Regions from separate parts of the Homo sapiens genome. Here all the other regions are linked to region 3. A link is an interaction called in ENCODE POLR2A ChIA-PET data of the cell type or tissue named here. Cell type or tissue: CD4-positive, alpha-beta T cell. All regions are shown on one strand.

Region 1 (5,000 bases), 1.5 Mb after region 3:
GCTATGCTTCCTGTACAGCCTGTGGTTTTATGAGCCAATTAAACCTCTTCTCTTTATAATTACCCAGTCTCAGTTATTTCTTTATAGCAGTGTGAGAATGGACAATACAACATTTATTTAATATAAATTTCACATGACATGGGAGGCTTCGTAAGGAAATGAAGACCTGGAGAAGGGGTAAACCTGAGTATTTTTACACTAGGTTTGATGAAGAGTGGAGAGTCATGCAGAAATATAATAGGACAAAAAGAAGACTGTCAGCTAAGGGTAAAACAGAAACCTAGCAAGGTCTTTTTGTTCAGATTTCTCTCAGACTCTCTAGGACTCATGAGGGTCCTATGACCTGTTTCAGGGGAGAAGAGTTGGGAAAAATCAGAGAGACCTTCCTGCCCACGATGCTTCTCATATTCTTTCACCCATGAGGGTCCTATGACCTGTTTCAGGGGAGAAGAGTTGGGAAAAATCAGAGAGACCTTCCTGCCCACGATGCTTCTCATATTCTTTCACCTTAAAATATTCAGTATGTCAAGGGGCCATATTTTGAGATAGTATGTTCTGAATGCCATCAAGATACACACTGCTGAGGGTAGATGGGAGATAGTAACTTCTTGGTTCTTTTCAGAAATTATTTACTGCAGGAGTGACAAATACAATAGTAGCAGCTACTCAAATCAGAGCCTAAAAATGATGTTACTTCTCTAGTGGTGAGGTGGTGTTCTTCAGCTTTTCAGGCCAGGAATTTACACCAATCAGTTTCCTTTGAAGTGACCTATGTCTCAGGGATACAATGGATTCAGGAAAGTGTGGCCCTCGTTAGCCAGCCAATTTCCTATGTTCCAATTAAAGAACATACTTATCAAGGTGCAGAAGTTCATCTGAAAACAGGGCTGTGATTTGGAGGTATATGAGGGAAACCTAGTCAACAAATGGATGGAAAATAAATGTAGCAAGGTTAGCAAAGTTAATAGGAAACTTGGGAAGAAAAAAGAGTAAAAAAGTACTAAGCACTTCTCATGTGAATTTCTAGGTTTCCTTACAACTCAACACATCTGACCATTAAATGGGGCACTCCTAGTTCCAGTGAGGGCATGAGACAGTCCCTGGAAAATATGAGACACGTTGCTTGAACTGGCAAGCAACGATAGGGAAATCAAACAGCCACAGGCAGTAGGATGTCTTCAAAATGCTTCAGAGGAAAACAATGGCTTTAAAGATGGGATTGAACTGTTCAAAGAGTATTATTTACACTGCCAGACAAAGAAGCCCATTTCACATCAAATGCTAATTATTCCAGGCCTTAGGACTCTGGGCTTTAAATGTGGGCAGGACCAAAGGCACCTTCCCTATCACTTCAACCAGAGGCTTAGCCACAGCTAATATTTAGGGGGTCATTCTCTGTGCAGACACGGTCCTAAGTGCTTTAGCTGTGTTCTTTGATTCGTCACTCCAGCAATGTCATGCAGTAGTTACTAATTATTATTCCTGTTTGGAATAAACAGGTAAGGAAGCGCTTACAAAAGAATTAGATAAATTGCCCAAACTTAGGATTGAAACAATCAGTCAGGACTGTATCACTTCCTGAGTGATGTCCCCCTTAATCCATGCTTGAATATTTCATGAATATATAATTTAAAATGTATTCAAAATTAGCTTTGGGGAGCAAGAAATGAATGCCTTAGTTATATTTGGGGCTTAGAGAATTTTCTTCACAAATTCCATTACAAATTTACTTTGAGACTAGCCTGGGCAACACAGTGGGACCCTGGCTCTACAAAAATCATTAAAAAAAAAAAAAAATTCAGTGGGTGTGATGGTGCGTGCCTGTAGTGCCAGCTCCTTGGGAGACAGGTGGGAACACTAGCCAGGGAGGTTGAATGCAGTGAGCTGTGGTTGTGTCACTACACCTCAGTCTGGATGACAAAGTGAGACCCTGTCTCAAAACAAAAAATTTAAAGCAAATTTTGGTCACTTAATGTTCACAGTAAGCTGCTATGTGGGTATTTGCAGATAATGACATGTAGGTAATAGATAGAAAATAAGATCTTAGAGCTCACATTTACACTGACAATGCCCATGTTTTCCCCACCACAATACAGTGCTCAGAAAAGTTAAACTTGCTGCCAGGTGATCTTTAGGGCCCAAAGGTCACCATTAATATTATTTTATTTTTAAAAGAAACTTTTGCTGGTGTAAGGACTTTGCTGTGCAACAAAGAATATGTGTATCTCCTGACCAGTTTTCTTTTATTACAATTGAGCCTAAATTTCCTGACTCCTCTGACAGCAACTAGGCTCCTGCTTGGGATGGTCTCTAACAAACAGTGGGAAGTAATCCTTAGAATCAGAGTAGATTCAAATCTCAGTTTTATTTATGTGTAAGGGGCTAGTTACTTAACCTTAATTCTTGAGGTCATTCACCTGTAAAAGAGGAGCTTCCATTTCACAGCTGACTGTAGGAAAAAAAAAATCAATGAATGAAATAATGCATTCTAAGGACTACCACACAAATGTTAATTCCTTGTAACCCTCCTCTCTTAAAATGAATTTTCAAGAAAGGGAGTAGCTGTGGACAAAGTCGTTCCAGGACACGGAGGAGGAGGTTTAGGGAGAACACAGTCCTTGGAGCCTTAAAAAGGCTTACAGATAAAAGCGTCTGAATGTAGCACCGGGAATTTTCATTTCTTTGCTCCAACTTCAGGCTATCCTGTTGCCTGTTCTTTGTCTTAAACCTCAATATGTTCAGCTAAGAAGATGGTAGAGTTCCTGATCTTGCCAAGAGGTAATATGTATAGCTACGTGAAGTAATCCAGTAATTATAAACTCAGTAAAATTTGTAGAGAAATCAGTGGACTTGCAAGGGGGATATGAGAACGTCTGGTAGCGATCTGCCATGGTTTAGAAATGCAACCAACAGAGGTGATTTCCTCCATCATATGCCGCTCCAACCATTTGCAAGCTAACAACGAACTAAAAGACGAGTTTCGCTTTCTCAGACCTTATTTTAGATTTAAGACTACCCCAAACTTGATTTCCACCCGGCTACTCCAAATCAAGGGCAATAGGATGATAAAGTGAAACTAAAAACGAAAACAAAATTTTAAGATGGTGGTGTGCGGGGAGAAGAAAAGTGGGGATCAATCTAGAACACGATTTTTCCTTAGCTGCTGAGTGAAATGTGTCATATTAAGCTGCATACGAGCTTACTCCTTGGTGACGCTTACAATCTATAGGGGAAAAAACAACGAACCTGGATTTTTTTTTGAGATGTCTCGCTCTTATACCCCAGGTTTGAGTGCAATGGCTCTATCTGGGCTCACTGCAACCTCCGCCTCCTGGGTTCAAACGATTCTCCTACCTCTGCCTCCCAAGTAGCTGGGATTAAGTTGCCTGCCACCACTCCCGGCTAATTTTTGTATATTTTAGTAGAGACAGGGTTTCACCATGTTGGCGAGGCTGGTCTCGAACTCCTGACCTCAGGTGACGCGACCGCCTCGGCCTCCCAAAGTGCTGGGATTACAGGCGTGAGCCACTGCGCCCGGCCGAACTTGGATGTTTCAGTAAACCCTTACTATCCCATGTGTTGCTTAGCCATTTTACCTTGCCAATGCCAAGTCTGGAAAATTACAGATCTTTAAATGACAACATGGGTGGCTCTTAGAAGAGCCTTTGGGTCGTTAGCGCTTTTACCCAGGTAACTAGTTTACTTGGAGCTGGTGTACTTGGTGACCGCCTTGGTGCCCTCCGACACCGCGTGTTTGGCCAGCTCCCCGGGTAGCAGCAGGCGCACAGCCGTTTGGATCTCCCTGGAAGTGATGGTCGAGCGCTTGTTATAATGCGCCAGGCGGGAAGCCTCGCCTGCAATGCGCTCGAAAATGTCGTTGACGAAGGAGTTCATAATCCCCATAGCCTTGGACGAGATGCCGGTGTCGGGGTGGACCTGCTTCAGCACCTTGTACACGTACACGGAATAGCTCTCCTTGCGGCTGCGCTTGCGCTTCTTGCCATCCTTCTTCTGTGCCTTGGTCACCGCCTTCTTGGAGCCCTTCTTCGGGGCGGGAGCTGACTTAGCTGGTTCAGGCATGTTCGCAGCCGAAGTGATACCGTCAAATGACCACAGGAAAATGCTGGTGAGCCCAAACGCCCTCATTATTTACCTCGTGTATATGCAAATGAGGCTGGCTGAGTTTCGGTTTCTCATTGGTTCTTTTAGTGTCTGAATATATGATAGGCCATTTCTGAACTCCTAAATCTCATCGGCTCTCCCAGAAGCTCAACCTTGCATAATTTGACCTTTCAACTATAAGTATGTAAGTCAGAAGTGGTTTTTTTTTTTTTTTTTTTTTTAAATTTTTTTAAACACCTGCTTTTCGATTGGCTGAAATCTGTGTTCAGGAGATAGCACAGTCTACTTTGCCGAATATAGATTATAAGAGTTTAGCTCTTGCGTTTTACTAGAATCAATCACTTTCCTTCTTCTAAACAAGTATTTAAATACTTCACTGCGTCTGGATGTGGAATGCAGGGCAGCAAAGCTCGCGCCAAGGCTAAAACGCACTCTTCCAGGGCTGGTCTCCAGTTTTCTGTGGGCCGAGTGCACCGCCTCCTCCGCAAGGGCAACTACGCCAAGCGGGTCCGGGCCGGTGCGCCGGTGTACCTGGAGGCGGTGCTGGAGTACCTGACCGCCAAGATCCTGGAGTTGGCGGGCAACGCGGCCCGAGACAAGAAGACCCGCGTCACCCCCCGACGCCTGCAGCTCGCCATCCACGACGAGAAGCTCAACAAGCTGTTGGGCAAAGTTACTATCGCGCAGGGCGGTGTCCTGCCCAATATTCAGGCCGTGCTGTTGCCCTGTCTATACAAGTGACTGACTAGGCAAACAGGACTAATGAGAAAATGTTTAATATCTCAAGTAAGTGCTTTAATGTAGTCGGGAAGAAGCAAGTTCAGTAACGTTTACAAAACCTTGTAAAGTTTAGATGGACAGGGCCACTGCAGTGTTCA
Region 2 (5,000 bases), 350 kb after region 3:
TTCATTAATGTAGTCGTCACTCTTGTCATATGCATTGTTCAAAATTGTATATTTGCCCTTTTACATTTTAATTCGTATATTTTCATTTATAGTTTTATTAGGCTTTTCTCCTTTTAACTTTCCATTCTGAAATTATTTTAGACTGACAGACACAGTACATGAATAATACAGATAATTCCTGAGCACCCTTCACCCCAATTCCCTCAATATTAGCACATTAAGGATATTCCTATATTTTCTTTTCCTTCTCTCTCTCATATATATACATAAATGTATATTTCTGAACTATTTGACAGTGAGTTTGAAGACACATACCTCCCCTTACCCTTAAATACGTATTTTGTAAATAGGTGTGAATTTTCTTAAAGACATTTTGTTCTATAACCATAGAACAATTAATACAATCAGGAATTCACATTCATAATATTATAAAATCTATAGACTTTATTGAGATTTCACCAACTATTTCAATAATGTCCTTTAAGATAAAAATTCCAGACCATATGTTGCTGTCATATCTTTAAGATCTTCTATAATGTGGACTATTTAGTCAGCCTTTCTTTGTGTTCTGTAACTTTGTTATTTTATTTATTTGTTTATTTATTTATTTATTTATTTATTTATTTTTCCTCCCTGCTTGCCTGTTACTAGGTTGATGCAAAAGTAATTGCAGTTTTTGAGGCGTACAAGTCAGTTATTTTGTTAAAATCTCCCTCAATATGGGTTTGTCTGATGTTTTCTGATTTAGATTACATATTTTTGCCAAGAATACCACAAAAGTGACGTTGTGCTCTCATGAGCACATCCTGTAAAAAAGGTATATAATGTAGATTCGTCCCAATACTGATTCAATCACTTGGGTAAGATGGTATCTACCCGGTTTCTCCACTGTGATGGAGATTACAGTGCAGAGTGGAAATTTTCTTGCTATTACAGAACCTCATGATTTCTACAGCTTATGGTTTTTGCGATCAGTATTTCGTTGGTTTGAAAGAACTCTGCTAAAGAAAAAGAGAACCCAACATTTGCCCAGAAGACTAGAGACTGTGTTTACCGGAAGTGTGCTTTTCTAAAAAAAAGTTTAAGCCTCCTCCCCGTCGGGGAATCGAACCCCGGTCTCCCGCGTGACAGGCGGGGATACTCACCACTATACTAACGAGGAATTGACGTGAAAATGGAGCTCTTAGGAAATCCCTGTGAAGTTACTCGCTATTGTCCATCTTTCTTTGCTCTGTAGTCACACGTTTCCCCTACCAAATATACGCAAGGCAATTCAGCGAACGTGTCTCCGCCCAACCGCGAATCCTCTCCAGTTCCTCCTTCATTCCTCGGACGCTTTGTCAGACCCTTTTAAAAAAGAACTCTCGCTAGCCTCCTTTGTGACGCACTGGTTTCCGTCTATGTTCAACCATGGTTGGAGCCCTAGCTAACATAGGAGTTACAAATCCCGAAAGGTGCATCGGTTGGTTTCAAAGACAGGAAAAGCAGAGGTGGGACCAATACCTGCGCTCCGTTGAGGTAAAATAGATAAAGAGTCTGCAGATGTATTTTTAAAGTTCAGGATGCGTCAAGTGGCACGCAGAAGCTTTATCACGAGTTCCCTCGCCCCCAAACTGAAAGCAAATATGACATCGTATTTCCTCTCTGAAGTAAATACGATTCCTCTCTGTTCTCAGTAAAACATCCCGAAGTCGGCAAAAGTTCAGGCTGCGTTAAGTGGCACGCAGAAGCTCTATTACGAGTTCCTTTACTCCCAAACTGAAAGCAAATATGACATCGTATTTCCTCTCTGAACTGTTCTCAGTAAAACATCCCGAAGTCGGCAAAAGTTCAGGCTATGTTAGGTGACACGCAGAGGCTCTATCACGAGTTTCTTTACTCCCAAACTGAAAGCAAATGTGAGATCCTATTTCCTCGCTGAACTGTTCTCAGTAAAACATCCCGTAGTCGGCAGGATTCGAACCTGCGCGGGGAGACCCCAATGGATTTCTAGTCCATCGCCTTAACCACTCGGCCACGACTACACGAATGGAGAAGGCTCCCTTCACATCTTTAAACAGAATTTACACCAGCTAACTGACAAGAAACGGTCAAAAGAACAAAATACGGTAAAAATGGTTTCCTGGGCAAGAAACTGGAGTCTGCGAGTTCATTAGAAACTCTAACGTGAAGTGCAAGTTGGATAAGACAAGCCAACCTCTCTGGGGCAGCCGCAAGGAGTCCTTGCCCTATCAGCAGTACCGTTTCCAGAAAACTAGAGACCACTGTACCTCTCTCACCTGGACCCAAACTGACCCCGCAAGGAAGTGGAATCAGACCCTCACCGTAAATCTGGGCCTGACACATTTAGTTTTTGTTTGAAACTTCCTCTCATTGAGGCTCCTTGATGAATGCTAATGGCTTTCAAGAAGGGACTAACTTTTGATTTGTGTCTGAACTGGAGGGCCAGAAAATGATGCAGAAAAGCCTACTTGCACTTTCTTGCTCTGATGAGGTCCCTAAGTCTCTAGGCTCACACCAACCCAAGGGAGTATATCTACCCGGTCTCGTTTGCACGGCATTTTGCATTTCACAATGCGCTTCCACGCTTCAGTTGGGTTAAGAAAGAAATTTATAGATTGTTCATGAGTTCCCATGGAACCAGGTTACCTATCAAAAGGAAGATCCTACTTTGATTTTTGGCCAAGGCAGACGCTCCTTCTCTCAAAATCTAACCCACGCAGTATGTTTTCTTTTCCTCTTATGCTTCCGTCTTGAAGTCTAAAGCTGCCGGTCCTGGAGTTTCCCTGAGCCCTTTGGATGCACAGATTATTGTAATTGGCTTTCATCTACTTCTTGGAACCATATACTAATCTAAGAAAAGAGGGAAACAATCGCAAGCTAAGAAATCATGTCGACTAAGTAGATAAATGAGGAAGAGGGACAAGAAGGAAGAGGAAAAGAAGAAAGTGACCAGAAAGGAGAAGAGAGAAAGGAAGGAGGGACAGGAGGTAGAAAGAAGAGGATGAAGGAGAAAGAAGAGGAGGAAGAGGAAGAGGAGAAACGAAGGAAGACCGGGAAGGGAAGAGACAGAGATTTTCTGAGGACCCTTGTTAGAGCTCAGAAAATGATACCCCAAAGTATGGCTCTTGGAAGTGCTGAGTACTTTGAACTAAAGAAGCAACCTCAGAATCAAAGTCTCTCTGACCTTCCGCAGCCCCACTGCCTCCTGATCCTCTTTCTTTCTTGAATGGCAGGGAGGGGCTTTCACTGAAGTTTCCCTTATTTGACTTACGGAGGTTCCTCCAGAAGGAAAGAGATTGTCATGAACCCTCTCCTGGAATCTGTATTAACCAGAGAAGATTAACTCAGATCCCAGGAGAGAAAACTAAAGGTCTCCATGCCCGGGACATCTCGCCCAGCCAGACTTCAATTCTTTTCTTCACCACCTATTCTGAGGGCTGCTACTTGAGAGACTTTATCTGTATAATAAGACAAGCTTTGTTCCCAGAGCTGTTCCTGCCCTGACCCTCACATTGCTTCTCGCCACCACCTTCCAGGAGCCTTCAAGCTCCTATTTCTTTATGTAGCTCCAAGTCCTATTTAAGCTTCAACCATCTGCCCCTTCTTTGAGTCTCACTTACACTTTCTGGGACCTCTGTGCATATGTGCATAATAAATGTGTATGCCTTTTCTTCTGTTAATCTGTCTACTAGCAGCTTTATTTCTCAGACTCAAATATCCAACCTCCAGAAGGGAGAAAAAAGATTCTCTCACCCCTACAGGCTCAAAAGAAGACTAAAAGAAATTCACTAGTTTTATGGAAGACCATAATTTGAGGGAATAGACATGAAGCAGTTTGATGGGGTAGCCAGGTGTCCATACAAATATAAGTTGTGCTATAGATTGTTGTTCATAGTTAATGCATATCACATCCTTTTTATTTGGTGGACATATTTTTATCAAGCACATCTTTATTTTTTTTTGCTGAAATCATTTGCAACTCCAGCTTTGAATAAAGTTAGATACCAAAGAAATATCAAATCTCTTTTAAGAAATTTAAAAAAATTTTAGAATCAGGGTCTTACTCTATCACACAGACTGGAGTGCAGTGGCACCATCATAGCTTACTGTAACCTGAACTCTTGGGCACAAGCCATCCTTCTGCCTCAGCCTCCAGAGTAGCTAGGAATAGAAGCATGCACCACCACTCCTAGCTAACTTTTTTTTCTTTGTAGAAAAAAAATGTATTTTCTTTGTATTCCTTGTATTTGAAGAAAAACTGACAATTTGCCTTTTTAAGTATAGAAGGACATTTGATTTGTTTCCAATTTAGGGCTAAAGTAGAAACTGGACTGGTTTTTGTTTCCTGCAACTAAGTCCTGACTCTCTACCTTTACTGAGATCCATTCTACTATGTTTTTGTTTTCAGCCCAGTAAAACAAGTAAGATTGCAGCTGTGGCCAGTCCCTAGTCATTGTTACAGTAAAACAAGCCAAAGTTGATTAGTAATTTCAGTTCAAATATATCACTAGTTGCTTTGTATTTTGCTGAGGTGTTTTTTTAAGCACAAAAGGTTTCTGAGGGCTGGGTTCAGTGGCTTATGGACTGTAACCCCAGCATTTAGGAAGGCCGAGGTGGGAGGATTGCTTGAGGTCAGGAGTTGGAGGCCACTTTGTGCAACATATAGAGAAGTCACTGAAGACAAAAATTATATCTTTCTGTGTCCTCAACATGTATTGAAAGCCTCATTTGTATAAGGTATGGCTAAAAGTTTTCCAAATCATGAGTGCTGGTTCCTTTGTGCTGAATAGTTCCTTCCTCAGTTTATTTCTTTCCTCATGCATTTCACCATAAGCAGCAATAACTAACCAGGTTGCACATTCCACATTTTACTTGGAAGTCTTCTTAACTAAATATTCAAGTTCATCATGTACAAATTCTGTTTTCCACCCAAATATAGAATACAATTCAGCCAAGGCTCTCCCACTTTATAACAAGATAACCATTCCTTCAGTTTC
Region 3 (5,000 bases):
GAATAGAGAGGGGAGAAAGGTGGGGAAAAGATTGAGAAATCGGATGGTTGCCGTGTCTGTGTAGAAGGAGGTAGACATGGGAGACTTTTCATTTTGTTCTGTACTAAGAGAAGTTCTTCTGCCTTGGGATCCTGTTGATCTGTGACCTTACCCCCAACCCTGTGCTCTCTGAAACATGTGCTGTGTCAAACTCAGGGTTAAATGGATTAAGGGCGGTGCAAGATGTGCTTTGTTAAACAGATGCTTGAAGGCAGCATGCTCCTTAAGCGTCATCACCACTCCCTAATCTCAAGTACCCAGGGACACAAACACTGCAGAAGGCCACAGGGACCTCTGCCTAGGAAAGCCAGGTATTGTCCAAGGTTTCTCCCCATGTGATAGTCTGAAATATGGCCTCTTGGGAAGGGAAAGACCTGACCGTCCCCCAGCCCGACACCTGTAAAGGGTCTGTGCTGAGGAGGATTAGTATAAGAGGAAGGCATGCCTCTTGCAGTTGAGACAAGAGCAAGGCAACTGTCTCCTGTCCGTCCCTGGGCAATGGAATGTCTCGGTATAAAACCCGATTGTACGTTCCATCTACTGAGATGGGGAAAAACCGCCTATCTCACCTATCACCGCCTATCACCACTCCCCAATCTCAAGTACCCAGGGACACAAACGCTGCGGAAGGCCGCAGGGTCCTCTGCCTAGGAAAACCAGAGACCTTTGTTCACTTGTTTATCTGCTGACCTTCCCTCCACTATTGTCCTATGACCCTGCCAAATCCCCCTCTGTGAGAAACACCCAAGAATGATCAATAAAATAAATAAATAAATAAATAAATAATTGTTTTTCATGTAAAATACAATTTTTTTCCCTTAACAAAAATTCAAATTAAAAAAAAAGTATGATTACAATTCCTTTGTGGTAATTACTTGGACTACAGAGTTTTGTACTTTTGCTTCAACTGAATCAATGCGACTATTATTGTCCTTCCAGATCTTTTGATGTCACCAATGACACATCCATCATTTTCATCATCATAACAATAAGTGACTGAACCTCACCAAAAAGAAAACAAAAAATAGCTTTTACTCACTAGATTCCATTTATGAATTTAAACTCAAATCAAGTGTCCAATGCCAGATGAATGGATAAGGAAAATGGGGCATATATACAATGAAATACTACTCAGCCTTAAAATAAATCTTGTCATTTCTTATAGATGAAACTGGAGACCATTATGCAAAGTAAAACAAACTAGGCACAGAAAAACAAAAACTGCGTGATCTCACTTACATGAGGAATCTAAAAATGTTGAACTGAGTAAAATTGTCATTGCCAGAGAACAAGGATGGAGGTAACAATGGGACTCGGGAGGTATAAATACTGGAGATCTACTTTAAAGCATGGTGATAATAGTTAATGTACTTGATACTGGAAAATTGCTGATAGGCCTTAAATGTTCTCACCACAGAAAGTGAGGTGGATGTTAAGCTCGATGTAATCATTACACAATGAATATATGTCAGATCAGATTGTACATGTAAGTTGTCATACCTTAATGAGGGTGGAGGAAAGTAAAAAATTATCTTAAAATTCTTTAAGAGGTCGCACTTTGAGAGGCCAAGGCGGGCGGATCGCGAGGTCAGGAGATCGAGACCATCCTGGCCAACATAGTGAAACCCCATCTCTACTAATACAAAAATTAGCTGGGTGTAGTGGCGCAAAACTGTAATCCCAGCTACTCGGCAGGCTGAGGCAGGAGAATCGCTTGAACCCAGGAGGCGGAAGTTGCAGTGAGCCGAGATCGCGCCGCTGCACTCCAACTCGCAGACAAAGACGAAACAAAAAAAACCCACAAATACTTGTGGATTTGGAGGCTTTTCAAAAACGATTTCCGATTACCACTGTCAAGCTCACTACGGGGGTTACATAAACGTTTCTGGTACTGCACATTCTGTGTACGAGTATTTTCTCCATTACGTAAACAAGCTTACGAATTTTGAGCAAGTTTAGACATTACATCTCGTAATTAGTCCTGCCTACAGTGACCCCGGGTGAATGGCCACACGTGTGCCGCTGTGTTCAAAAAACTGTTCCCCCCAGAACTGACTCAGAACCAAGCAAAATTCCGTACCTACCAAAACCACTCCTCAGTGTTACCACTCTTCAGCTGAGAAAGTAGGGTGGCCCTGAAAAGGGCCTTTTATTGATAGAAAGGGACGCTCAACCACCGAAACCGTAGAGGGTGCGGCCCTGGCGCTTGAGCGCGTAGACCACATCCATGGCGGTGACCGTCTTGCGCTTGGCGTGCTCTGTATAGGTCACGGCGTCCCGGATCACGTTCTCCAGGAACACCTTCAGCACCCCGCGAGTCTCCTCGTAGATGAGGCCGGAGATGCGCTTCACGCCGCCGCGGCGAGCAAGGCGCCGGATGGCCGGCTTGGTGATGCCCTGGATATTGTCGCGCAGTACTTTACGGTGGCGCTTAGCGCCGCCTTTGCCAAGACCCTTCCCGCCTTTGCCGCGGCCAGACATGACGAGCAAGAGGAGTCTCACCCAACGCTTTGTGAGGCCTCTGGCCTGAGGCAGCGCCTTTATACGACAGTTGGCGGACCGAACTGAGAACCTGAAAGAAGTCGGCGGGAAGTCCCGCCCCGGTGGGGGAGGGGAAATCTAAAGGGCCAAACCGAAATAGGGGGGAAAAAAAAGCGAGCTTCTTGTTTCCGTGTTCTGAATTTTGTAATGTGCAAAGTATTCTGTTACCACGTTATGAGGCTTTAAAAAATTGCTTTTGAACGCAGAAGATATACATCAATACTGTGGGGAATACAAAAAAGTGACCGGGCTCGGTGGCTGACGTCTGTGATCCCACCATTTTAGGAGGCCGAGATGGGAGTGTACCTGGGCGTCAGGAGTTTGAGATCTGCGTGAGCAAAATAGCGAGACCCCATCTCTACCAAGACAACAATTAAATTAAATTAAAACATTAGTCCAGCATGATAGCGCTTACACTTTAGGAGACACTCTTTTTTTTAAATATATTAAAAAAAAAAACCAGTACAGTAACAACAGCCTGTTATCCCATCTTCCCATCACACAAAGAGCTCTACTGCTAGCTAATAAGATAATTTGGTGAGCAGATAAATGCACATTTTTTCCCACAAAATGTATGCAGTATATGGCATTTTACAACTTCGCGTTGTTTTAATCAATTTCCCTTATTTAAAAAGTTTACAAAAGTGATTTTAATGTCTTTATTATTTCTTCTCCTGAATTCTGCCTGCTACAGTGTTAACCAATTCCCTAGGAATTTATTAATCAACCAGATTTTTTAAATAATTCATCTTTTCCCTGCGGATTAAGTACCACCTTTAACATTATACATACTCGGAACTATTACCAAAATTCTATTCTGTCTATAATTTAATCAAGGTGGTTTGCCAAAGGGAATCTATGTTCACGGTTAAAAGCTTAGAAAATTCACATTAGGAAAAATTTTAAAAGCAGTAATTTATATCTGCTTAATATTCCATCATAAGAATTTTCTAGGTCCACTTTCACAGTATTTCTAGTACTTAGCAATAATGTGCTAATTTTCTTTTCCTAATTTAAAGGAGAACTGTACAAAATTTACTTCCTGAGGAAAATGTAGAATTGAAGCGCTTTGTCACAAAGGATGCAGATTTTAAGGTATTTTGATAACTGTTACTACATTTTCCTCAAAAGTTTTATTCCATTCACTTTTGCCAGCAGTAACTGCTGTGTATGTTTACCAGCATTGAGTATTATGGTTTTTAAATTCTATGTTACATTCAGAATTTACTTTTAGTTTTGTTGATTGAGTCTTGAGTTAATGAACTAGTTACCCAGCAAGATTTATTGATTTGTTTATAAGTAATAAATTGTCATCTTTAATATAAGCTTGTTTAGGCCGGGCGCGCTGGCTCATGCCTGTAATCCCAGCACTTAGGGAGGCTGAGGCAGGCAGGTCACTTAAAGTCAGGACTTCGAGACCAACCTGGCCAACATGGTGAAACCCCGTCTTTACTAAAAATACAAAAATTAACTGGGCGTGGTGTCACATACCTGTAATATTAGCTACTCAGGAGGGTGAGGCAGGAGAATCTCTTGAACCTGGGAAGCGGCGCTTACATTGAGCCGAAATCACACCACAGCACTCCAGGCTAGACAACTGAGTGAGACTCCATCTCAAAAAAAAAGAAAAGAAAAGAAAAGAAAAAAACAATAAGAAACCTAAAAATTTTATTTTTTCGTGTAAAAACTGGCCACAAAGAAATTATTTGACTTACCTTGTTTGACTGTAAGTCGTAGGACCTCCGTTCCAGAGAGGGCCCTGCCCCATATACAAAAGAAATACTACACAGAGCGCCCAAGAAGAATCTAGACAGGCCTGGCTGGGTTTCCCCACTCAGTCTCTTAGCATTAGATCATACACATTATGTCCAGTCATATTTCTACATAGCTGTCCATACTTTGTTGAACCTAAGCATAAAAATGGACAATTTCCCCTGTATCTTTAGGTCTTCATTCTGAAGGCTTCTGCGTACATGTTAAATAAATGTGTATGCCTTTTCTTCTATTAATCTGCCTCTTGACAGTGATTTTCAGTGAAGCTTCAGAGTACATAGGGGAAGCTTTCCCTGTGCCCCAACAAGTTCAATCATATGGTCAATGATTCAATCAATCCTGCCTATATAATAAAACCCTCATAAAAGCTCTGGATACCAAGGTCAGGGAGTTTATTGGTTTGTGAACACATAGATATCCTAGGGAGGTGACTCCTGGTTCCACATAGAGATGGCACAGAAGCTTTGCTTTCAGGACCCTTCCAAGCCTTGCCCTATGCGTCTCTTCATCTGACTGGTCCTGATTTGTATTCTTTATGATAAAACTATAATCATAAGGACAGCACTTTCTATATTCTATGAGTCATTCTAGCATATTATTGAACATGAAGGGGTAGTGGGAATCCCTGGATTTGAAGCCAGTTGCTC

Evidence for each region. ChIA-PET counts read pairs that join two places held together with the same protein. Peaks named below come from ENCODE experiments on the same cell type or tissue, not always from the same donor. Only the 100,000 strongest peaks of a DNase experiment are listed, where the experiment ranks them.
Region 1: POLR2A ChIA-PET joins it to region 3 with 10 read pairs; 17 of 35 experiments call an interaction of 5 or more read pairs at or near these places.
Region 2: POLR2A ChIA-PET joins it to region 3 with 10 read pairs; 14 of 35 experiments call an interaction of 5 or more read pairs at or near these places.

What each region holds. Positions count from the first base shown.
Region 1 is chr6:26,272,056-26,277,055 of GRCh38, reverse strand. It overlaps H2BC10 (H2B clustered histone 10), which reads right to left and starts at 4,125. Exons shown (of 1, transcript NM_003525.3): 1 at 3,644-4,125. The coding sequence starts at 4,080. The coding sequence ends at 3,700. It also overlaps the pseudogene H2AC10P. RefSeq lists enhancers at 3,035-3,194, 3,605-3,654, 3,665-3,794, 3,865-4,204, 4,535-4,874. In CD4-positive, alpha-beta T cell, no CTCF peak of the experiment used is centred here; DNase peaks (open chromatin) are centred at 2,995, 4,115 and 4,645; H3K4me3 peaks cover 2,603 bases; H3K27ac peaks cover 2,944 bases.
Region 2 is chr6:27,475,836-27,480,835 of GRCh38, reverse strand. TRS-AGA2-2 (tRNA-Ser (anticodon AGA) 2-2) reads right to left here and starts at 2,024; the gene lies at 1,943-2,024. It overlaps TRD-GTC2-6 (tRNA-Asp (anticodon GTC) 2-6), which reads right to left and starts at 1,162; the gene lies at 1,091-1,162. It overlaps LOC105375001 (a long non-coding RNA gene), which reads right to left. Exons shown (of 2, transcript XR_926664.4): 2 at 4,856-5,000. RefSeq lists a silencer at 1,050-1,109. In CD4-positive, alpha-beta T cell, no CTCF peak of the experiment used is centred here; DNase peaks (open chromatin) are centred at 1,195 and 1,985; H3K4me3 peaks cover 2,485 bases; H3K27ac peaks cover 2,454 bases.
Region 3 is chr6:27,821,645-27,826,644 of GRCh38, reverse strand. H4C11 (H4 clustered histone 11) reads right to left here and starts at 2,553. Exons shown (of 1, transcript NM_021968.4): 1 at 2,165-2,553. The coding sequence starts at 2,520. The coding sequence ends at 2,209. RefSeq lists enhancers at 1-474, 475-1,116, 1,759-2,400, 2,694-2,833. In CD4-positive, alpha-beta T cell, no CTCF peak of the experiment used is centred here; DNase peaks (open chromatin) are centred at 2,034 and 2,714; H3K4me3 peaks cover 1,986 bases; H3K27ac peaks cover 1,861 bases.